Linked DNA regions of Homo sapiens: region 2 is linked to region 1. The links are chromatin loops, found by intact Hi-C in ENCODE. Cell type or tissue: gastrocnemius medialis. All regions are shown on one strand. Links, peaks and the distances in the headings refer to the core of each region. The heading gives the core; the rest is flanking DNA.

Region 1 (8,591 bases), core at 347-8,346:
TTTGTAAGATTTTAAAGCTATGTCTTAAACATGAAAAGGTGAAATCCATCTGAAAAATTTAAAAGGAAAACTTTTTATAATGAGTCCCAAAGAAACAGAAGGGGAACAAGAATATCATTAGGAAATTTGATGTAAATGACAGGAGTATATACAAATATTTCTGTTTTAACTGTCTTTTATTCTTGTTTTATGTAACTAATTGTCTAGATAATTTTACAATTTATATTGAGTAGCAGCAATGGGAAGACTCCATCTGAGATGCTACTGTAAACATTCAGAGAAAAGCCCAGGAGAATGGCAGAAGAGAAGAGTTCATGGATAAGAAACTAGTATGAGCAGCAAGTCACCAAAGTGTTGTTTTGTTTTTATATTAAGATATCTTAGGTTCTCCCTAGAATCCACAGTCCAAATTCTGATCTCAGATTTACTGTGAGATAAAGGGTACGTGGGACCTGTTTGCCTTTCCTAAACATGAATGAGAGAGCTCTGGTTTGTGCATTTCTGGCTTTCTGCAATTCAGAGCCCGTTGAGACCGAGAGTGCCTCTCCAACCTCTTGTGAGAAAGCCCACTCACATTCCTCAGTTCAGCCCGGTCAGTGCCCAGGTTCCAGCCACACCCAAGCATGGCAACATGTTCCCCTCAGGGGTTTCCTCAGAAACCAGGGGCTCCCCACTTAAGCTAGCAGCCACTGTCAAAGGCAGGCTGGCTCCCCGGTTCCCTCTGCATCGTTCAACTCGCACTCTTCCCAGGCTATACTTCATTCCCACGGGTTAGGCCCTCCTTGTCCTCCACGGAATGGGCTCTGTGCCAGGGGCCCTGCTGTGTGCTGGACATATTGTGGTCCTGTAATCCTCAGAACCACACTGATGGGGGCTGCCAGCCTTTCACAAGTGTGGACACTGAGGCTTGGAAATGTTGGCATCAGTCGTACAAATGTCATGTGGGCTGAAGTGGCTCCCTCGTGGAGCCCCACAGCCAGCCCTTCCTGCTGCTCTGGGTCACCCACAGGTCTCCTGGTACCCTGGACACTCGCGACACCTTTACATTTTCTTTCCAACTTTCCCCATGACTTTTATGTTCTGACAAGGCATTTTTTCTTTTCAATTAAGTTCTAGTATTTTTTTAAAAAAATAAAACCATTTTATGCGTTCTACAATGATCTCTACATAATATCTTAGACATGAAGGTATCTTAGGATTTTTATTTAATTGAAAGAAGTTTTAGAAGCCATGTAATCTAATTTCCTTGCTTTACAATAAAGTAATTAAGGACCAAAGAGATTAAATGACTCAACTAAAGCAACTTTACTCAGTTTATAGCAACAGTGGAAATAGGGCCCAGGCCCATGCACTGTGATAAACACACTGCCTCAAATTCATTTTTTAAATCCTTCATTTCATAAATCTCCTTTTGGTTACAGTATATTCTACACATTTAAAAAATTGCTTTATTTATATTGAAATTAATTTGTATGAATGTAAAACCTACCCAGTCTTCATTCAAATAACATTGTCAGTAAAGTTTTTCTACAGTGAAGAATGGAAGCTTTTGTTGCAAAAATAAAGATTTTTAGCATTTATAACACTTGAAAAATAATTCCAGAGCACTGTATTTGATTAGGGAGAAAAAAGGAAATAAATCAAATCCAAATAAACTCTCTACCTGAGATAATAGCATTGTATCAACGTCGGCTTCTTGATTCTGACAAGGCACTCTGCTTCTGAAAGACATGGTCATTGAGGAAGCTGACTGAAGGGTAGATAGAACCCCTCTGTACTATTTTAGCAACTTCTTGTGAGTCTTGAACTACTTCAGAACAAAAAGTCATTTTGTTTTGTTTTGTTTTTTCAGTGATGATACACAGCAGGACAACCAGTCCTGAAAAACTTTGCAAAATTGATCATACCCTGGTGCTCCTCCTTTAACAGACATGGCAGCCCCTGAATTCCAGATCCAGCCCCGCCTCCCAGGTCTGCTCTATCTTCAGCCTTACAGGTGCACGGGGGCTCTTGGGACACTTCAGAGCTCAGGGGGCTAAATAGAGTTTTACAGGCTGGCCTGAGAGTCGAGGCTTCTTTCCTAGCATTGTTTCTATAGGGAAATGCTTCTGTGTTATAGAGAATCAATTCACAACTGTATTCTTGAAGTCCAACCCATCTGTAGCTTGAGGGTGGTCTACAACCTGCTGTGACTGTGACCTTAGGTATAACACAGAGGACAAGTGAAATGGAAGCCACAGCTATGGGTTTCTTCTGCTTTGAAATAAGCATTCATCTAAAGATGAATGGGCAAAGAAACAAGTTTTACAAATATGGTGACCAAGCATATTTCCCCAAGCCGAAGTCTTATAAGAAGGCCATTACTGAAAAAAATAATGTTTGTGTTTCTTCTACTCTTTTACTGTTTTAGTTACTGGTGTTAATTAGTGATCTTACTGCAAAAGACTTGCTATCTTTGCTTAATGAATACAACAATACAGCATGGTGCATAGGGCTTGTGTGTGCACATCCCACAACACACCTAAATGTACCTCCGAACAGTTTGTATTTAATACCTTGCTCTCCGGGGCATCACTGTCTGTGCTTACAAATGCAACCCCTTCAACATCTCCGTGTGAACCTCAGTAGTGGTCATTCTTCAGTCCTGCAGGAAGCCCTGTCCTCGCGGTGGTCTCACACTCAAACGTCTCTGGGAGTTCCCAGGGACTGATTTTTATAATTCCCCAAACATCATTTTGACAGTTTTCTGCACTTCTTGTACCTTTCTAGGAATCTCTAGGACAAGGATGGGTGTGGGTGTCTCATGTGTACTGTGGATGTGCATTTTACTCATAGGCAAGTTATTAAGTCAGAGCACAAGAAGAAAATAGTACATGGTTAAGAATCATAGTTGAATGCCTTTTCGGTATCCAGAATGAGAACAGATCATGGGTTCTCTGGTCAGGGGTTTGATGAAGCCATTGGCTTGAGCACAGGAATCATCTTGCTGGAAAGTAAACAATTCAATTGGTGATGTGTACACGTGGGAGGCTTGAGAATGCCAGGAACAGCAGGTTCACATCTCTTAGTGCACACTCACTAGGGGCCTCTGTTCTCTGGATAGGAGTGAAAGGGAACTGGACGAACTTCCCTTCCAGCCCCCCACAGGTTCCCACTGCTCCCAGCTCCAGTTTATCCCTCAGATTGGCATGTCTGAACCCCAAGTACAGTCAGAGTTCGAGTTCTCTCCCAAAGGTTTCCTGGACTCCAATCAAATCAGGGGATATCCCTGGCATCTAGGCTCGTGTCCCTAAATATTCTGTGTGCCCTAAGCCCACAGAAAAAGTATGGTGGTCACCTATTTGATCAACAACTACACACTTGAATCTTCATTCTAGACTAGCCAACACTTCCTGTCACATGCTAACACTAACCCACTGGGGCCTCCATAACCCATCCCCCAATCATGTGACCCCTCGCAAGATAAGCCCTCTTTATCAGTCAGTCTTTTCATCACCACCCCCAAGCCCATGCCAATTCCCACTTCATACATGTGCTTAATCCTTCTCTTCAATCTGAGATGATCTCTCTTATCACTGTCTCCCGTTCACACCACATCTAATATCTACATCTCCATTTATACCCATATCATATCTATACCCACTCCCTGTAGATCAACATAGCTAGCTATTGCAGCAAGGTGGCCAAGCGGCCAACTGCTAGAAGCTGCTCTGAAATTCCACCTCTGTCATTCATTTGCTATGTGTCAGACACATTGCTCACCCTCTTTGCATTTCATTTCCTCTTTGGTAACATGGGGATAAATAACAGTATCAACCCTGTAGAACTGTAGGGAGAAACAAAAGAAACCCTGTAAGTCCACTGCTCATCATAGAGTCAGAAAAAAAGAAGGGTTTGATCAATGTTAACTGTTTTTCAAAATTCTTGCCATTTCCAAATTGCACTTAATCTCACCTCCCTCATGCCTCTTTCCTAAATTCTGCTTGTTTCTCTTAACTCCTAAATATTTATGCTCACGTCAAACCACTTAACATTCAATAGCATACCCTTAGCAGGAAGTTCCCCCAGCCTTTTTCTTTTTTCTTTTTTGAGATAGGGCCTCTCTCTGTTGCCCAGGCTGGAGTGCAGTGCCATGATCTTGGCTCACTGCAACCTCCACCTCCCAGGCTCAAGCAATCCTCCCAAGTAGTTATGACTATAGGTGTGTGTTCTCACACCCAGCTAATTGTCATATTTTTTGGAAGATACGGGGTTTTGCCATGTTGCCCAGGCCGATCTCAAACTCCTGGGCTCAAGTGATCTACCCACCTTGGCCTCCCAAAGTGCTGGGATTACAGACATGAACCACTGCACCTAACCAGTACTTTTTAAAAATTGTGTTAAATAAGTTATTATTGTGTCCTTAATCTTATTGAACACAGGCACTGTATTCTATATTTCTCTTGTGTGAAAAATGCCCAGTGTAGTGCAGGACATATCACTAGATATTCTACAAATAATTCCTTAGCTCTCTGAATCATTTTGAGGAAAACCCAACGACTCATTTGATTATGAGTTTAGAATATCCATATTTTCTGCACCTCTTTTTTAAAAAATGATTTGATCTAATCACACCTTCCCCCATACCCAAGTGAACAAAATAAATTAGGTCTTCTGTGGTTTCCAAACACCATTATTTTTTGTTCATCCAAGAGCAGGAAAGCCATGATCTCACATTATCAAAATGGGCCCAAATGCCTGACGCGGTTGCTAATTATTGCTCCACTGACGTTTTCGGATGTGCTTCTGAGCAGCCTGTCATGAGCTGGTGATGCCAACACAACAACTTTACAAAGGAAACTTGCCAGAGTGAGAGTTGATTTATGGCCTCATTGCCCTTGCAGGTATCATATAGATGCAACCTAAAAGATCCTCAGTTTGTGTTGTTGGCAGACTTTTGTTCAATGGGGGTGCATTTTTATACCTCAGATATAGCGGTAGACAAACTGATTTGAAAAATCTTTCCACTTGGATATTTTATGACTGTGAAATCTCCGTTAGAGAATATCAAAAATCTTTTTACAGATGTGATGTCTGAAGCACTGGCATAATCTTCACTCATGAAATGCCCTAGGAATGACTTTTCAGATGGCTGAAAGTATGATGTATACATAGCATTAATTAATCAAAATACTTAGAAAATTGGGTTTGGAAAAATGGCGAAATTGAACTTTTAAATATCAGCTCTATAACAGAATTTGAGATTCCTGTTATCCTTTCAGAAAAGCCAATATTAATGGAAATGAAAGGAAAATGATTTAATTATGCTAGCTCACCTGTAGAAATCAACTAGATGGATGGATGATTTCAATGATAAAGTATCTTTAAACTTTACTTTTAAATAAGAAGTATATGTTTTATTCTAGGATATCTGTATGGATATACTCTAAATTTCTGACTCTGAAAACTCAAATTTCAAAACACAAAATATTCAGGTTTGAGGCTCACCATCCAGAGCACGTTGGAGAATAATTTAATTTGTCTTTCCTTCAGGTGCCCGGCACGAAGCCCCAAAAGGCAGCAAGACCCAACTTTAAATTACATTTCAATTAAGAAATCAAAATAATAACATTTATACATCTTACTTTATTAATCCTCAAACAGTTAAGGTGGAACAAAATGTTTTCTACCAAAAAGAATATAAACCTCATAAAATAAAGGGAATCTCTTAGATAAGCATAGATGTTCCTAATTGAGAAAAAAATAATCAATTTATAAAACATGTCATAAACTCAAAATATATTGTGCATTTGAAAAGCAGAAATCTGTTGAAAACTCATAGCCATTTTGTTTTCAGAAGACTGCCCGAGTCACTGCACAGGAATCCAGTGGGCTATCTTAACTAGAGCCAGCCCACCATGTTAGTAAACTGAAAGACGATGACAGCACGGCGTTTGCGAACTTTAGGAGATGTTAAAACTTCAAGATGTGACTTGAAGAAAAAAGGGTTCCATTTCAAACATGTTTGGGAGGCCTTGGGCGACTAAACTAAGCTTTTTACTGTAAAACTTCTTCCCAAGAAGGGAAGGGTACACACTGTTTCCAAAAGTTATTGTGACCTTGGTATCCTTTTCTCACAGAACATCTTGAAAGACTAGTGGTTCCTAGGGGCAAACCACGGGAAATGCAGCCAACATGCAGGCCCTTTTATGGCAGATGTCCTATGGGCAATAAGAGGAATGAGCCCAGAGAGTAACAATATGATCTGGGGGCTTTCTGCCTAGTAAAGGATCTGAACCTAAAAAGTGGGATGAAGAATCAGTACCACAAAACTGCATTTATCCCTATCTTCTTCATTTAATTTATTCATTTATGCATTCATTTGTTCATTCATGGAGCTCCTACTATTGAACCAGCTACTAGGCGTACGGAGGTTAATAAGATATTATCCTTGCCCTGAAAGAATGTGCTCTGTAGGATAGAAGGAACAGAGAGATATATGAAGTCAGATCAGAATACTAGTTTTGTCCCCAGACAAAGGAAAGGTGGTCCTCAGTTCTGTCTGGGAATCAGAAAAGACTAAGCCCTGGAGTTGGGTCTGAGCCATGAGGATAAGAAGCCACTCCAGGCTGAGGATGATGAATGCAAACAGGTAAAGACAAGAAAGCCACATCACATTTGGAATGCTACAAACCTTCTCCTACAGCTGGAATCCCAAAGGAGAAGAATTCCTTGAAAGACTACGTTATTTAATTGCGGAAAGATCTTAAGGAAATGAGGATATAGACAAGGTAGCCATTCAGAAAACTCTGTCAGTAGTCCCTGGAGAGACAGTGAGGACACCTACTAAGGGGTGACAGTGGGTGTTAAGAGGCAGCAAGCCAGCACTGTGTGGGGAGGGAGAAGTTGGATTTTTTGGTGGTCCATAGGCATCTGACTTGGCCATTGGGAGGATGGATGGTGGAGCCAGGCAGGAGGATAAGAGAAGCAAGAGACTGGGAGAAAAAACAGGAAAGCCAGTTTTAGACATGTTGAAATTCAAGTGTCCAAGGGACACCCAGAGGGAGCCATTGGGTTGGCAACAAATTTGTTATATGAGAGAGCCACCTGGACATGAGACAGCCACCTGGACACGAGACAGCCACCTGGTATGAGACAGCCACCTGGACATGAGACAGCCACCTGAACATGAGACAACCACCTGGTATGAGACAGCCACCGGGTATGAGAAAACCACCTGGTATGAGACAACCACCTGGACATGAGGCAGCCACCTGGACATGAGATAGCCACCTGGACACAAGACACCTGGAAGGAGACAGCCACCTGGACAGTAGATGAGAGTTTTGGAAATTATTTGCCTGTATCTTTAATTTCCCTTTTTTCATTAGAATTTAAACATGGCCTCTGCTCAAAGAAGAAAAAGAAGGAGGAATGAAGGAAAGAACTGAAAAGAAAGAAAAGAAGAAGGAAGAAAGCACATCTTCCTGCAACTACCACTTCTCCCCTTGCCCTCATTACCCCACCGTGTCCACTTACCCTGTCCTCACCATGCCACTATCTTGACACGATTGTTCAAGACCTCCTTCTGGCAAGGTCATTACTTGTATCCCTGGCAGTGTTTCATGCCATTGAACCTTCCTCCTTAAAGAATGTGCAACCACTCTGTGGGCCACTTTCTTCCCTTGGCTTCTGAACGGCCCCAAAGCCCACTCCTCAGACATCTTAGTGGGTTCTTTTTCCCTCTGTCCACTCCTCTCACTCGGGCATTCCATGGGGTTCTGTCCAAATTGCTCTCCTACAAACTCCCCTTGGGCAATCTCCACTACCCCTCAGCTCCAGTTGTCATCAATAGCAGCGTAGGCATAGCTGCAGTAGCAAATGGACCCCAAAATATATGGTGACTCATCATATCTGATCTACTTATATCATTAAGCCAATGGACCTTTAATTTTGCTAAGACAAGGAACAACTGAGAGTCTTCTTCCCAGTCATGTCCTCAAAATCGGGATTCTTTCTCACTTTCAGTCCTTCCCACCTCTCCTCCCTCTTTCTCCTACCTCACTTTCATAGGCAGACTTTTATTTTATTTTTACCTCCTCAGCTCTTACCTCTTCTGGTGGAATATTCACTACACTGTCCCCAATATTTTTGCACACTTCGTCTCCTTTAATCTTTATGCCCAATTTCATAGGGTAAACCAGGATTCAGAGAGGGTAAATCCACACAAATCCAGAATTCAAATACAAGTCCATCAGATTCTAAAGCCAGTGATTTCTGCACCTGGTCATTCTGCTTTCTTCTTTTTCAGAGACTGAAGTTCAGACAAACAAATAAGCCACCACTAAGAAGCAGAGTTGGAATTTAAACCCAGGTTTTTTACTCCCAAATTAGAGCTCTGAGTCCTTTCTATATTTATGTGTTCCAGGTCTGTATCAGCATTAGTGATTAATTTCCCAGGTTCCTGGCTCTACATTTGCAAATTAATTTACATTTTCCCAAGAAGAACTTGCCCTGAGGAATGCGGAGGAGATCACAGCTGCTGTCATCCACTCTCCCTTGTCTCCCGAATCTTGTAGAGAAGCTGTCCTCATTGCTCCTATGGGCTTTAG
Region 2 (8,591 bases), core at 250-8,249, 58 kb before region 1:
TGAGTCAGCAATTTCCAGTCTATATTCCTATTACTCCTGCTAAGGGGGATAGAGAGGAATATTAAATTACTGCAAGTATTTTCATAGTTAGAATTGGAATTAAAAATAGAGTTAAACATGAATACAATAGCTAGCATCAATAATCTTAAGGAAGAAGAATATTTAAATAGAAAGCATGATGTCTTGAATATACACACTCACCATGCCTGCCACTGGGCAGTTGCATTTATGAATACAAAATAATAGAAAAAAACTCCTTTAGTGGTTTTTGGAAAAATATTTTTTTCACAGAGTTTTACATTTGTAGAATAAAATACAAGGATTTCGTTTAAAAAAAAATTAGGTGAAACAAATTTGGAATAGGCTAATCTTATGACTAAATTAATAAAACCACAATCAGTAAGTTGTTACTGAAGCACATCGAATTGATTGATTCTGTAGTATTCAGCATAACAGTGCATCAACCCAGTCATGATGTTCCTGCTTTGGAGGTCTGTGTTTTCATTCTGATGCTCTCAGTCCTACCGGGAACAGCCTCAGACCTTTGTGAAGTTCAAGGAATAAGGAGATGAAGTTTGAAAAGAAAAGAATTAGTCAAACCAACCAAGTGTGGATGTCATGAATGATGGAATCAAGAATTGTTTGCGAATTTAGCAAAAATATTGTTTTAATAGTTAACATAAAACATTTTTCTCCCCGTATTAATGCATGGTATTATAGTGACATAAAATGGCTGTCACATTGGTACCTACCTGTCTGCTGCATAGCCTAAGGTGAATGCTCCAGTCAGGAAGCCGAGGTTCAGGATGGCTTGGGTGAGGTCCAGCATCCACGCATTGACACAGACAAGGTCAAACTGAGAAAACAAAGAAAACACACATGGAGACATGCCAGAATGCAGATCTTCAAAACACCTTATCTTTTGTATAGATCAATGATCTGTAAAGATTTTTGCTCATATACTCTTTAAATAAATTTTGAAAATGTATCACATACGTATGTTTACATTAACACATAAATATCCTTTGTTTAAATAACTGCAAAGGATGTAATTTTCAGTATACTATGTTGTTATAACATCGTTCTTTTTTTTTTTTTTTTTGAGATGGAGTCTCGCTCTGTCACCAGACTGAAGTGTAGTGGAGCAATCTCTGCTTACTGCAACCTCTGCCTCTCGGGTTCAAGCGATTCTCCTGCCTCAGCCTCCTGAGTAGCTGGGACTACAGGTGTGCGCCACCACGCCCATCTAATTTTTGTATTTTTAGTAGAGATGGGGTTTCACCATGTTGGCCAGAATGGTCTCGATCTCTTGACCTCGTAATCTGCCCACCTCAAACTCCCAAAGTGCTGGGATTATAGGAGTGAGCCACCGCGCCTGGCCAACATCATTCTTTTAAGCGTATTGAATAGAGCAAGAGTCCCCAACCACCGAGTCATGGACCAGTACCAGTTTGTGGCCTGTTAGGAACCAGACCGCACAGAAGGAGGTGAGCAGTAGTGGGCCACGAGCATTACTGCCTGAGCTCTGCCTCCTGTCAGCTCAGCAGCGGCATTAGATTCTCATAGGAGCGTGAACCCTATTGTGGGCGGCGCATGAAATCTCGGTTGCGCACTTCTTATGAGAATCTAACTAATGCCTGATGATCTCAGGTAGAATAGTTTCACCTGAAACCATCTCCCCGAACAGCCCCCACTCCCTCCATCCATGGAATAATTGTCTTCCACAAAACTGGTCCCTAGTGCCAAAAAGGAAGGGATGGCTGCAATAGAGTATGAATATTATATGCTATCAGGTGTCCAATTGCTATAAACAGACTGTTCTTTAATAGTCTGAAATTTGACATCAATTTTTTTCTCTTTGAGCTCTTATTTTCATTTCCACAGACTTTTATTCTAATGTAATGTATTTCGTGTAGAAAATATTTTATAGGTTTTGTCACCATACTTCTATGTACAATAAGTTACATATATAAATTGACATTTAATTTTTAAAATTTTCCTGTGGCAATAAGTCTCTAAATATTGGATTTTTTCTGCTTGGGTTATAATTACAATTATCTTTAGATCATAATTGATAAAAAAATAAGATGTAATAAATTTTAAGAAATAATTATTATGCAGAAGTAAAATTTTGTTGGAAATGTATGTCTCCATGGCCAAAAGCGAGTCTAAGTTTTTCTAGTTAGGTCATGAAATCAGTGGATATATTATTTATTACTAGAATGAGTTAGGGCTCAAAATTAATTCTATTTCTGTTTTTCATTTTTATAAATTTATGGGCCAAGAAGATTTTTCCATATAAATAAATCAGTGGGAATGAAGGGAGTTTTGCTACAGAAATGTTACTCAATTCTTTAACCTCCTTCTCAGCTGTATGCCAAGATTCACAGTGATCTATCACCAAATTATTTTTACTTTTTTATTAGCCAGCATGTCATGTAAGTTCTCCTACAGTTCTGCTCTAAGGAAAAAAATGGAAACCATCAGACTTACAAAAAGTTGTTTAATTAAGTCATCAGTCATTTACATTTACTTATAATTAGTCTTACATTAAGAAAGTTACTTTCTTAATACTGGAACAATATGTCAAATTGTCCCATTGTTTGTTGCCCTGAAGATTTTAAAACTTCAAGTCAATGCCTCAGAGAAAGATGAGAGAGAGGCATGATTAATTTTGCAAAGTGGGAAAAGTACAATTTTGGGTAGGAACCTGCATCCTTAAAAGGGACATATTCTTAGACGAATTTGTTTTGGGAAAGAGTACGAATGTAGGTTGAGGATCTGAAAACTGGCTCCCTTAAAATTATCCAGGCCGACAATTCCTGTGATCATCTTTGCAAATCTCCAAGTGGTATGCTTACCCCAGTTTCATGCTGCAGTCTAACCACTGCATTAGACTCTAGCATGAAGAGAAAATTAATGTGGTTGGAATATGAATTTTGAGGAGTCTCATAAATACATATTCATAAGTAAACTATCGTATTTACTTATAAAGTCCAACTTCTTGCCTTGGTTTTACAGCTAATGACCTGTCACCTAACATAGTTGGAAAAAATTTGGAGGCAGTAGTAGTTGGCTTCTCACAGAGTTGCTGAGATGATCAGTCAAGATGTAAGAAGTAAAGAGATTTACAGATATGCATAATAGTTGTAATCATGGTCATTTTAAAGGATTTTTATTATCAATTTTGGTTTTTCGAGGTACAAAAATTTTATTTTAAGTAAACAAGTTGATGATTATTTATCTGAAATAATTTCTCATTGGAATTAAGCAGGCATAGTTATTCTATGTACTAAAATAAAAGTACATAGAATTTCAGAAAGCAAACAGCGAAATCAAACTACCAGCGGAAATGCAACATTTGCTTTGGAAAAGTATCAACCAGTGTCAAATATAAAAACCCAAACAGTAGAATTTGCTTCATCCATCTGTACTTCAAATAGCTGAGTTAGCTAGCAGAGGCAAACAGGAGTGCTTTTCGTAGATGACATAGCAAGGCCTATCAAGAGCTTGCCTTTTAATACATGTATTCAGCTGCTTTTGAACTATGTGAATTAAAATGCCCCCAAAATATTCTTTAAACCCATAAAATATTCTTTAATATAATACTGATTATCTTCTTGACTGTCCCATAAAAGGCATAGTCAAATAGGATTTCTCTTATATTTGATATTTAAATAAGAATCAATTTAAAATAAATACTTCAATGGTTAAAGTGCAGCGATAACACAACATTTTCTAAAGCTTTATGATAGGCATCTGGGCCAGATACTGCCTGCCCTTCTGTGTTTTCTGTACCTCAGGGGACTACATTTCTCAGATTCCTTTACTGGCAGGGTTCTGTGTAGGTTGTACCAGTAGGGAGCTAGTGCAAAATCAGAAGGTAGGAGGGAGGTAGTGGACATTCTGCTTCTGGCTGTGGCAGCAGCTCCAGCTCCAATCCTGACAGTGGTGGCTGTGGGAGTCAGCCAGTGCCCCGTGTGCCTGGCCACATGGGGGCAAAGGGATACTGCCCCACAGCTGCCAGCTTTGTAATGGCCACCCAGCAGGGCAGGACACTGCAGGAACTGTCCTTCCTGACCCCTGTCCTCTCCTTCTTCTTCAGCTCTTCCAAAACAGCTCAAATCCTAACGCTTTTATTAAATCCCTCTCTGGTTAAAATACCTAGCCTGGTTTCTGTTTTTGTGACTGGGATCTTGCCATCTTTCAAAGGTAGAAAATAAAGCAACAAACAAATTATGTGTTTCTAAAGAAATGCACACACATCCACACACGCTTGTGTTTCCTGTACAGGGAAAACTGCAGGCCCAAGGATTGAAGGGCTTGATGTTGACTCTTGCTCATAGAGTCAGGGGGCAGACCTCTGCCTCTAGGGGCTGACGCTTCCTAATCAGCTCTCAGCTTGCTGCCTGCCTGCTGATGCAACAGCTCTGGGCCTGCGATGTATCTTTCGTGTTTAAAGAGAGATTAGCGGGCACCAAAGCCATGAGCTTCACAGGCTAAGTACTTTTTTCTGATATAAAGTACTAAAAGCTTGTTGTAGTTCCTTGGGAGACCAAAAACCCACCTCTTGTCAATGGGAGATCATTGTGGATCACCAACAATTCACTTAAGTCTGAATCAATGACGCACATTTATGTCCTTCTCCTAAGGCAATCTATGTAGAACAACTGGGGCATCTCCTATTTTTTTTCAAAGTATACACATGCAAAAACATTAAGCAATTTTAAATGTTCATAAATCCATGTGTACCCATTCTGTTACTTATTAATCTTCAAAGTCACTTTTACACAAAGAAAATGACGCCTTTTGGCATGAGCAGAAAGTCAGTCTGATAAAAGACTCAAACAACTGTTGGTGTAATGTAAGGATAACATTGCTTCGTTTTGCAGAAAGCCTGAGTAACTGTAGCCAAATGAGAAACTTTTGAAGGGTTTCCAAGTGAAGGTTTTTCTTAGCTTTTCTTCTTTGTTAAAATCCAAACAGACATTATGTTAATTTGAGTTGTAATGATGAAATGCTGGGGCAAGTAATTATTAGATATATGCTAAAGTTGTCATTTCTAAATTATCCTTAAAACAAGAGCAACAAATAATCTCCCATTTACAAAGGTCAAAGGTAAGAAGCAAGGCAGAAAATAATGCAAGTATTCAAAAGGCATAGAAAATGTGGCATATATACACCATGGAATACTATGCAGCCATAAAAAATGATGAGTTCATGTTCTTTGTAGGGACATGGATGAAGCTGGAAACCATCATTCTCAGCAAACTATCACAAGGACAAAATACCAAACACCGCATGTTCTCACTCATAGGTGGGAATTGAACAATGAGAACACATGGACACAGGAAGGGGAACATCACACACTGGGGACTGTTGTGTGGTAGGGGGAGGGGGGAGGGATAGCATTAGGAGATATACCTAATGCTAAATGACGAGTTAATGGGTGCAGCACACCAACATGGCACATGTATACATATGTAACAAACCTGCACGTTGTGCACATGTACCCTAAAACTTAAAGTATAATAATAATAAATAAATAAATAAAATAAATAAATAAATAAATAAACTCAGGAGAGGGGCCTCATTTGCTCCTCAGACCATAGGGAATGGACCCAGGTGACCATCAGCTGGATTTTTCCACTGGGTTCTAGGTTAGCCCTCTTGAACAAATTCTCACTTAAGAGATTCTAAGATTAGACGATATCACAGTATTTTACTTTAGTTATAAGCCATCGGAAATAGCCCTCATTTGCGGTGTGCATTGTTCTAGGAGAAAGGGAAGTCTCTGAAGTCAAATTGCAATATCTATGTGCTTCTGTTTTAATTTTCTAGGGATGAGTTGTCAATGGAACCTTTCCTAATCAGCTCTTAGCTTGAAATCAGGAGTCACTAAACTCTTCATCAGTATTAAAAATAATAATAATAATAATAATAATCACTGATACTGTCAGGTGTGGTGTGCTCCTGGCTACATTTTGCACTGGCCAAAACAATGACATGTAGACCTCCATGGGCAACTTCCATTTTTAATCAACCACACAGTACCATAACAGAGCCTAATAATGGCTAAAAATTATAGTAATCATAAATAATAATTTGGTTTGGGTTTCCATGAGGAAAAAGGATGTCATTATTAATTTGGGTCACCATGAAAAAATTTTAACATGATCTGATGGCACTATTTGGGCACCTTCATTTAATGTCAAAAAGTTAACACTTCTTATACTACAGGTATAAAGAGTAATTATCAGGTATGTTGGAGATCACTCCAATTTTGTTTGCTTGGCATTATGCCGAGAAGGCTGGGAGGAATACCAGGCATATACACACCTTGTTTCTGTCCCTGGGAGGTACTTGTTATATAGTTTGGGAGCCAAGGTCAATTTCTGTGAAGCAAATGTAGAGCAGCTGAGATCTAAACAGAATGGAATCGACTAAATGTAAGATAATTTCAAACAAAGAAATGGCCCATGGAGGTAAGAGCAGCTGGAGACTTGAAGAAGGTTGGACCAGAGAAGGTCCCACAATGAGCTGGATTTAGGTAGAAATCAAAGGAAAAAGAAGGGCACTGAAGACAAGATGAGGAGCAGGTCCAGCCACAGAGACAGAAACGTGGGTGCCAACAAGGTTCTGCCTGGCACATGACTGGGAAGTACACTGTTTTAAGCTGGGCAGCTGCTTCTCCCCATCCCACCTTTGATGGGGAAGGGAGTGTGGGTCCAGGGCCAAGACAGGAAACCAGGGGATCTGCAATGATTGCCCAGAATGGGGTGATTTAGTTTAATGCAGAGAGGCATCATTATGAGATATAGGCTCTTAGATCCTCACTTGTCATAGAAGCTGTTCTCCAAGGTTCATAACTATCAGGCTTTACTGTAGGTTAGGCAGCTAAGCTTCGAAATAGGAGGGAGAGATGTCTTCTAAATGCATCACTTTTTTTCTAAACTTGTGAAATTGGGAGACATGAAAGTATTAAATCTGTTTGAATAATAATTCCTGTCATTTATTAACTTCTGCCCTTGGTGACTCATCCTCAGGTTGTACAAGATACATATGATACGTCAGCCCCTCTCTCTCCAGGCTGTTTTATTTCTTTGTAGTGAAGGCTTGCAGTTACGCATCTTAAAATGTTTACAATTTCTCTAAATAACTGAGACTGTCTAAAGACGAGAAGAAGATGAAAGGTTCTAAATATGTTCTGGGTTCTCTTGGCAAAGACGAGTCCTAGTTCTGGAGCCAGACAGCCTGGATGTCTTGACTTGGCCGCTCCCAGGTCTGTGTCCTCTGGCGATTTTCCAACATTGTTGACTCTTGTGTTCCTATCTGTAAGATGAAGAACTGGAATGATGAGTCATTGGTATAATATACATAAAGTACTCAGCCCAGTGCCTGAGACACAGTAACTGTCCAATAAATGTTACCAATTGCATTATAATCAGTGATATAATGCTGATGATAATAAAATATATATATATAGAATTACTTGAGGTAAATGAAAAAATGCCTGAGCCCAACTCCAGTCCAATTAAATAGGATTTAGTCTAATATGCAGTTGATATAGAGGTTATCAACTATTTACCTGCTGGAAGATAGTTAATTTCAGCGTATTTTATAGGACTGGCTTCCCCCCTCCCTCAACACCCTACATTTTATGTCTACCTGAAACCTCAGAAGTTGACCTTTGGAAATAGGGTCTTTGTAGATGTAATGAGTTAAGATGAAATCATGCTGTATCAGAGCGGGCCCTAGTCCAATGACAGGTATCCTTTGAAGAAGAGAAAACAGAGACACAGCCACATACCAGAAAAAAGGCCATATGAAGCCAGAGACAGAGATTGGGGTGATGCATCTACCAGCCAAAGAGTGCCAAGGACTGGCAGCAGTGCTGGAGCCAGGAGAGGGGCATGGAACAGACCCTCTCCTAGAGCCCAAGAGACAGCATGGTTCTGTGCACATCTTGACTTTGGACTTCTGGCCTCCAGAACCAGGAGCGAATCAATTTCTATTTTCTGAAACCACCCAGTTTCTGGTATATTGTTTCATCAGCCCTAGGAAATGAATACTCCTATCAGTTTCACATAAAACAAAGATTAATAAAACAACAAGGAAGATAGCTCTCTCTTCTGCATTCTCACTCCTTGGAATTCAGGGATGAGCTTTGTGCTGAGTCCTGGTCCACACAGCTGCATCTCCCTGGTGGCTCACTCATCTCATTCCCCAGTTGCAGCCCCCTGGAGAGAGTGTACATCTTTTTCCCACCTCTCAGGTGTCAGCCTGGACCCGCAAGATACTGGCTTCCCAAGCAGAGAGGACCCGACAACCTAGCCATGATGGGACTGTCTCTCAGGACAGACTCTGACCAGTAAAAGATGGAGCACAGGAGAAGAGGGAGCCCAACCCCCTCCATGGCTGTTCTGAGACACAGATATTCCACTAGACTTTGCAGAGCTCCCTGGGGAATGAGGCCAGTGCCTTGGCTGTGGAGTTGTGGCTGGCTTGGGGTTCCTCGCTCTGAATTGCTCTCCCTCCTTCCTGCCGCTCTTGCTTTCCCCCCTCTTCCTTCCCTAGGATGGCAGCCCTTG

What was found. Peaks named below come from ENCODE experiments on the same cell type or tissue, not always from the same donor. Only the 100,000 strongest peaks of a DNase experiment are listed, where the experiment ranks them.
Region 2: a loop joins it to region 1, with 2.5 times the contacts of the local background. A loop is called at or near these places in 7 of 110 quality-filtered maps.

What each region holds. Positions count from the first base shown.
Region 1 is chr6:160,332,595-160,341,185 of GRCh38, reverse strand. No RefSeq gene overlaps it. Among named protein-coding and RNA genes, the nearest start is that of SLC22A3, 11 kb to the left of the region's middle. In gastrocnemius medialis, for the core only: no CTCF peak of the experiment used is centred there; a DNase peak (open chromatin) is centred at 4,775.
Region 2 is chr6:160,390,244-160,398,834 of GRCh38, reverse strand. It overlaps SLC22A3 (solute carrier family 22 member 3), which reads right to left. Exons shown (of 11, transcript NM_021977.4): 2 at 753-856. It overlaps LOC124901453 (a long non-coding RNA gene), which reads left to right and starts at 6,682. Exons shown (of 3, transcript XR_007059843.1): 1 at 6,682-8,591. In gastrocnemius medialis, for the core only: a CTCF peak has its summit at 4,019 (motif pointing right); DNase peaks (open chromatin) are centred at 3,994 and 7,274; H3K27ac peaks cover 4,713 bases.